Linked DNA regions of Homo sapiens: region 1 is linked to region 2. Evidence: read pairs that join two places in POLR2A ChIA-PET (ENCODE). Cell type or tissue: endothelial cell of umbilical vein. All regions are shown on one strand.

Evidence for each region. Peaks named below come from ENCODE experiments on the same cell type or tissue, not always from the same donor. Only the 100,000 strongest peaks of a DNase experiment are listed, where the experiment ranks them.
Region 1: POLR2A ChIA-PET joins it to region 2 with 7 read pairs; 9 of 35 experiments call an interaction of 5 or more read pairs at or near these places.

Annotation. Positions count from the first base shown.
Region 1 is chr3:149,018,047-149,022,046 of GRCh38, forward strand. The region is part of intron 5 of GYG1 (glycogenin 1); the gene reads left to right. Among named protein-coding and RNA genes, the nearest start is that of GYG1, 29 kb to the left of the region's middle. RefSeq lists an enhancer at 2,751-3,401. In endothelial cell of umbilical vein, no CTCF peak of the experiment used is centred here; a DNase peak (open chromatin) is centred at 2,395.
Region 2 is chr3:149,078,699-149,082,698 of GRCh38, forward strand. The region is part of intron 2 of HLTF (helicase like transcription factor); the gene reads right to left. Among named protein-coding and RNA genes, the nearest start is that of HLTF-AS1, 5.6 kb to the right of the region's middle. In endothelial cell of umbilical vein, no CTCF peak of the experiment used is centred here; DNase peaks (open chromatin) are centred at 1,473 and 2,193; H3K27ac peaks cover 560 bases.

The DNA.
Region 1 (4,000 bases), 61 kb before region 2:
ACTTAAGAAGTAGTTTCTCCTTTTACTTATGACGTTTGCCCTTACTTCATTTTGGTATGGTAATTCTCGATTTTCATAAATGACTAAAGGGTAAATTGATTATGATAGAAAATGATCTTTTAAAGACATTTCTCAGAGAACGTAATTGAGACATAAAAATAATTACTTGAAATTAATATCTAGATTGAAACTCTAGATATGAAAACAGACTAGTGTTCAAGACCTGTTGCTCATTCTTTTTGTGTATGATGTGTCTTATGAAAGCTTATAGAGCAAGCCCTTCAGGTTCCTTTGCTGTGTAAATAACTGTTTAGTTGTACAGTTAGAGCATAATGGGAGTTAAAAGGACTCCTGAACCTTCATATAAGGTGGCCATTGTTCGGTCCAGGCAGAGATCCCTCATATCAAGCCAAGTGCTGCCCTAGATGAGTTCTAGGAACATTCTTGTGATATGACTGCCTTACACAAAGTTGCAAAATCTGGCTTCACTTCTCTCTCACCCTCCTATCCAAGCCCCATTTTTCCCCCACTTAACAGCTGCCTTATTTCTCACTTTTCTGCCCTCTTCCCACCCCCAAAGGGCTCTTGGGCTGGTCTAAACCTTCCGTGTTCAGTGACTTATCCAGGCCTGCTCTTCTCATAAAAAGCTGGTCCTCTAAAACCTCTGACCATTCACTACCACTATCCATTTCCATAGATAGTAGGTGTGTAACAGTTTGATTAAAGTAGTGTCAGGCCGGGCCCGTAATGTCAGGCCCACACCTGTAATCCCAGCACTTTGGGAGGCAGAGGCAGGTGGATCGCTTGAATAGCCTGGGCAACATGGTGAAACCTCGTCTCTACAAAAAATAAAAATAAAATAAAAATACGAAAACTAGCCAGTCATAGTGGCCTGTGCCTGTAGTCCCAGCTACTTGGGAGGCTGAGGTGGGAGAATTGCTTGCACTTCAGAGGTTGAAGTGCAGTGAGCTGAGATTGTACCACTAGACTCCAGCCTGAGTGAGAGAGTGAGACACTGTCTTAAAAAAAAAAAAAAAAAAAGAGAAAGTAATGTCAATACCTAATGCATCTAAAAGCATTTCCATTCCTTACTGGACAGAAACAGGGCTGAGCATACCTATGATATCTGAATCCTTTGCGTGATTTCTGTATGCCCCAGAATCTTTCTTACCTCCTCGCTCATGCTTCTCTGTGCCTTCACACTTCTGAGTCTGTTTCAAGTTTGCCACTCAGTAAACTGGCCCCAACTAATTTGTAAAGAAACCTACTTACATCCTAACACTTTGTGATTTGTTTCATTGCAATGTGGGTAGCTGTTGGGAGGCTACATCACTGTGCAGTACTGCCCTCCACAGTCCTGCTCACCTCTCCCATCTCTCCCCACTCACCCCCTGTCTTGCTGGCACCCAAGGGATTTCTTGCCTTAGGGCAGAAAAAGCAGTCTCACCCACATTTAGGACCCCTTAAGATCCCAGTTTCTACTTTAAACAGCCTTACCAAGGGATTTCTTAAAATGAAAACTGCCCTGTCTATGAAAGGACTATCCAGTGGATACAGTTTTTTCACTTTGTTAGGGTAGAATAGGTAAAGAAGGTAATTTGAGGAAGGAGGATCCTTCCCCTGACTACAGGGAGTAACAGATTTAGAATTAAAGAGATACTCAGGGATTCATGAAGGTAGAGATCAGTGCCTGAGTCACAGTGAAATGCAGGGTGTGGATTGTTTCCAAATGGTGTTCTTGTTGACATTCAAGAGGAAGGCCACAGGCCATATGGAGAGGTATTTAACCGGCATGGAGCTGGTATCCAGGAGGGCTGCAGAATCCTCTTGAACCAGTCGTGTGGCGGTCCAGAGCCATGCTGGGATACGGACAGAGCCAGAGGCTCAGGTGTATATTCTTGCCTGCAGCAGAGGGCAGTCTGTGTGCAGGTGGATTGGACCATTGTGCCCTTCCTCTGCATGAGCTCTGACACCCAAATCCAGAGACAGGAGCTGGGGAGGCCCTTAGACAATGTCCAGCACAGTCTACTTGTGGGTCACCTGCTGATCTTAAGCACCACCCATTTCTTGTTGTTATTCCATTTTTTCCTTAACCTCTGTTGCAAACTGCATCCTTCTGAAAAGTCTTTCTTCAGTCTTCTTGAATGCTAAGTTGCTTACTTCATAATATGCTTTCCTATTGGTTACTTTCTGTTGCTGGGACCTTAACTATACTTGGGGGATTGCCAGGATTCTTAGGCATACCTTTTTCACTTTCAAATTAATTGTCCATAGGCAGGAGTTAATCCATAAATTAACAAACGTCACTCTCAGACAATACCCTTATAATTCTGGGAATGTCTTACAATAGCAGCCTAGTCATGGCTAAGAGCCTTGGCTCTGCAGCCAGACTGCCTGGATGGAATCCCAGCCTTGTCACTCACCAGCCATGGGATCCTGGAGAAGTTATTTAACTTCTTCATGCCTTGGTTTCCTCACATTGTCATTTTGGAGATTAACTGAGTAAACCAAGCAAACACTAACCAATGCCTGCGACATATGAATACTTTATATTCTTATTATGAGCTCTTATTATTACTACTGCTTAGTCATTAGTAAACTGTCAAGAGAGCAGGTTAGAAAAGAATAGTTTACACTATATTCATGTTTTAACTTATTTTAATTAGTATTACTATCATGTTATGACTATGTATGACATTTATATTAAGTCTAGGCAAATCATGGGCGGAAGCTTAGCAGTTAAAACAAGAGGATCAAACAGTTTAATACAAGAGGATCTAAGTAGGTGCTGTGGCTCCAGGCCGGGAAGTTGAGTCAGGAGGGGTGGGCGTCCGAGGAGGTGGAAGGAATATCTCATTCTTATGTACTCTGTTTCGGTTTTAGGCTTATGGGTTTGTATTGCTAGGATGGGGCAGTGCCTTCCCTCCACTCTGCAACACAGGTGTCAGATCTCTGTGGTGGGTTCCCCCATCCTCATTAGAACATTTGTTGAAGGCAGTCATCTGACTCTTTCCCATGCATTGTCCCTGCCCCCACTTCCTGCACAAAACCACCTCTGAAAATCCCACCTGCATTCATTACTTTGGAATTTCAGTAGCCCTTAATGTCAGTACTGCCCTGATAGCCCCAACTTGTCACCTTGCTTATTTTTATGCAGATGACCCATCTTACTGTTTGAACAAAAGCCTTTTGGGGCCACACACTGAGCATAGTGCCATATGCATAATAGTTGTTATTTAATCGATAGCTTTATCTGTGCACAAATTTGGGCATTATGATTTTTATCCTTTTAAGGATTAAATAGAGCAAGAGTGTTGTGTGTGTTACATATACTTACGTGTATAAAATAAAGAGTAAGCTTGGGGATATCAAATATCCTCTTCATTTATCAGAAGAAACAAACCGTGGAATGATCAATTAACCTTAAGAGGAAAGAGCTTTACAAATAGGCTGTATTTTTCTTGCATGCTTTTTGGAGCAGCAGCAGCATGGTAGGATGGTAAGTGCTCATGCCTTAGAGGTAAAACCATGTCAAACCCCATCTCTGCCACTTAGTTGTGTGACCTTGGGCATCTCACTTCAGTCTCTCACAGCCTCAATTATCACATTAGTAAAATTTACCTTGTAGAAATATTATTATTCCCCATCATGTCCTTAAAGAATTTGGTCTCCAAATATAGTAAACTCTGATGATAGCTTTTTAACCAGTTCCTAACTTTTTTTTTTTTTAATAAACTTTAGGGGATAGGAAAGGTTACACGAGTTTGTATTATTTTGAACGGTATATCATGCTCAAATATCTTGGTTGCCTGTAATATAAATCTACTGAAATCTAACACTTGAGCCCAGTACCTGAGGTTCTGTCCCATTTTACTTTTCTTTCCCTACTCAAAGCCTCCTCTCTGGCTCTAACAGAGGATACCTGGTCTAGCACACAGGTGCTCACCTGATACCTGCCATTGCCTGTCTGGAATTCCCTACATTATCATCAGCTACCCAG
Region 2 (4,000 bases):
TACAAAAAATTAGCCGGGCGAGGTGGCGGGTGCCTGTAGTCCCAGTTACTCGGGAAGCTGACACAGGAGAATGATGTGAACCTGGGAGGCAGAGCTTGCAGTGAGCCGAGATCGTGCCACTGCACTCCAGCCTGGGCGACAAAGCAAGACTCCGTCTCAAAAAAAAAAAAAAATAAGTTCAAAGACCTAAAGCAAATCATTTCTTTCGACATGAAAACGCATGTCTAAAAGCATGGAGACGATGTCTCACCAAACAGCAATTCTAGAGTCAAAAGGTACAATAACTGAAGAAAAAATTCACCAGAGAGACTCAACAGCAAATTTGAGCAGGCATAAGAAAAATCAGCGAAGCTGAAGATAGGTCAATTGAGATTATACAATCTAAGGAACAAAAAAATGACACACAACAGAGCCTCAGAAACTTGTAATATCAAGCATACCAACACACATACATAAGAGTACCATAAGGAGAAAAGAGAAAGGGGCAGAAAAAATATTTAAAGAAATAACAGCCAAAACCTTCCCAATTCGATGGAAACCACTACTCTACACATATAAGAAGCTCAACAACTCCAACTAAAATAAACTCAAAGAGATCCACACCTGGTCACATCATAATCAAACTGTCAAAAGAAGTTTGAGACCAGCCTGGGCAAAAGGGTAACGACAGTTTCTAAAAAAAAAAAAAAAAAAAAAAAAAAAAAAAAAAAAAAATTATTTAAAAAAATAAAAATTTTTAAGTATAATTTTTTGTAATTTTTGTCCTATCTCATTAAAAAGTATATAATTATAAATCTTTGTTGATAGGTATACTACATATATAAAGATATAACTTGGATAACAGCACAAAGGAAGGCAATAGGATGGAGCTGTGAGCAAAGGTTTTTTTGGGGTTTTCTTTGTTGTTGTTTTTTTGAGACAGAGTCTTGCTGTCACCAGGCTGGAGTACAGTCGCACAATCTCGGCTCACTGCAACCTCTGACTCCCTAGTTCATGCGATTCTCCTGCCTCAGCCTCCCAAGTAGCTGGGACTACAGGCAGGTGCCACCATGCCCAGCTAATTTTTGTATTTTTAGTAGAGATGGGGTTTCACCATGTTGGCCAGGATGGTCTCAATCTCCTAACCTCGTGATCCACTCACCTTGGCCTCCCAAAGCGCTGGGATTACAGGCGTGAGCCACCATGCCCCATGCCCAGCCACAAAGTTTTTTATATACTGTTAAGTTGGCACTAATCCAAACTAGGTTCTTATAAATTAAGTTGTTAATTGTAATCCCTAAAGCAATCATAAGTAACTCAAAATATATAGTAAAAGAAACAAGGGAATTAAAATAGTACACTAAAAAAAAAAATCTATTTAACATAAAAATGAGTATTGGAGGCCAGACCCAAATGCCACATATTGTATCATTTCATTTACGTGAAATGTCAAGAGGAGGTAAATCCATATACACAGGAAGAAGACTGATTCATGGTTGCCAGGGACTGAGGGGTAGAGATAATGGGAGTGACTACAAATGGGAATGAGGTTTCTTTTTGGAGTAATGAAAATGTTTTGGAACTAGATTGTAGGGATGGTTGCACAACCTTGTGAGTATTCTAAAAACTACTCAACTGTACACTTTAAAATGGTAAATTTTATAATAAATGTATCTCAATTTTAAAAAATTCCTTGAAAATATACAAGAAAGCTGCTTCAAACCTCTCCCAGCATGTCTACTGACTCAAGAGATTACAGCCAGAACTAAACAGAGTATTAGACAGATATTCATCTCTAGACTTTTAGAGATATTATCTATGAGGCAGAGCTATGTTCTCTCCCAGTCGCCACCCCTCTGCCACTGCCTACAGGATGATCTTTTTTAAACCGGATTATGCAAATCCTAGAAAATACATAACCAAAATAAAAAAGCAGGGCACAAAACTAACAATTTTTGAGCATTTCATCTCAAGGTATTACATAATTGTAATTTATCATAATAAGCTATCATTAATTACAATTAGTTAACTGTCGTTACAAATAAGTAATTACTAGAATTTTAAATAAAATATATATGAGCCAAAATATTGGAGACTATAAAAACAAAAACATGGTCCCAGCAGCAAGAAAAAACAGGACATATAAAAAAACAAAAAGACAAAGACAAGAATAACAAAAGGAATGAGAATTAATCATAACAGTATAGTCATACCCCGCATAACAACATTTCAGCAATGACAGACCACATGCATTATGCAACAGTTGTTCCACAAGATTATAATGGGGCTGCCCTATAGAAGTGTACCATTTTTCATATTTTATACAATATTTTTACTGTACTTTTTTCATGTTATATATGCTTAAATACACAAATGTGTTACAATTGCCCACAGTATTCAGTAAAGTAACATCTTGTTCACTCTGTTTCCACAAAGAAATCACCTAACACTTTTCTCAGAAAGTATCTTCATTGTTAAGCAACACATAACTGTATTTTAAAATAGAAAAAGAAATAAACCACATTATAAAATAAAGCCTTTGATGGGTCAAAAAATAAACTTAACCATATGCTTATTGAAAACACACTAAAAAAAAAAAAACAAAAAATAAAAATGAAATAAGAATAAGAAAACACCAGAGTTAAAAATAAAGAATGCTACTACATAACAAAACGTGGTGGCTAAAGGCAACGCAATACTTAACACGTTTAAAGATTAAAAGATTAAATGACTCAAATTAAGTGCTCAAATCGCAAGTCCAACAGAAATGAAAAGAAAATAAATCTAAGTAGAAAAACCGAATGTAAGAGTAATTATTAAGCCAAGAAACACAATCATTAAGAAAAATTCAAGAGAGCCTGCCTTGAAAAGAAATAATGTCATAGCTAATCAATAAAAAAGACACGAATGTGTAACACAAAGAATAAAAACAGGAATATAATCACCTTTTTAAAAAAGTTTTTAAAAAGTTTAATGGAGCCAATAAGGCATATAAAATTATGTTCTGGCAGACATTAAAAAAATGGCACATTTTATCAAAATTTGACAATTCAGAGTAAAGGGTACTGAAATTTAAGGTTCAGAGCACCAACTTAAAACAACCAAAAAAATGGTTATTCAACTTGGAAAGAGTAACTAGAACCAAGGCATAAAAGGGAGTTTAAGTATGTGTTCCTCCAATTCAAAATCCTTCAGGAATAGGAGTTCTGGCCACTTGTGAGCAACACATCATACCACCAAACCCCAATTCCAGAAAATTACAGTTACAATTTTATAAGGATAAATGATTACTATGCACAATTCTATGGGAATAAGTTTGAATATCTAAATAAAATGGATGCTTTTCTTCAAAAATGTAACTAACCAAAATAGACCAAAGAAGTACCTAAATTATGCTGAGTGAAAAACGCCAGACTTAAAATAGTACATACTGTAGAATTCAATGTATATGAAGTTCTAGAATAGGCAAAACTTATTTATAGTGATAGAAGACTTGTGTGGCCGGGCGCAGTGGCTCACACCTGTAATCCCAGCACTTTGGGAGGCCGAGGCGGGCGGATCACGAGGTCAGGAGATACAGACCATCCTGGCTAACACGGTGAAACCCCGTCTCTACCAAAAATACAAAAAAATTAGCCGGGCATGGTGGCAGGCGCCTGTAGTCCCAGCTACTTGGGAGGCTGAGGCAGGAGAATGGCATGAACTTGGGAGGCGGAGCTTGCAATGAGCCGAGATCCCGCCACTGCGCTCCAGCCTGAGAAACAGAGCGAGACTCCGTCTCAAAAAAAACAAAAAAAAAGAAAAGAAATGAGACTCGTGGCTGCCTAGGGCAGGAACAGGGAAAAATGAATGCAATAGGATACAAGATACTTTGAGGGAGACGGATACAATCTGTATCTTGATTGGGGTAGTAGTTATCAGGTATACATCTTTGTCAAAACACTAGGATCATACATTTAAAATATGTACATTTTATCATACGTAAACCACATCTCAATAAAGTAGAAAAAAAATTAAAATA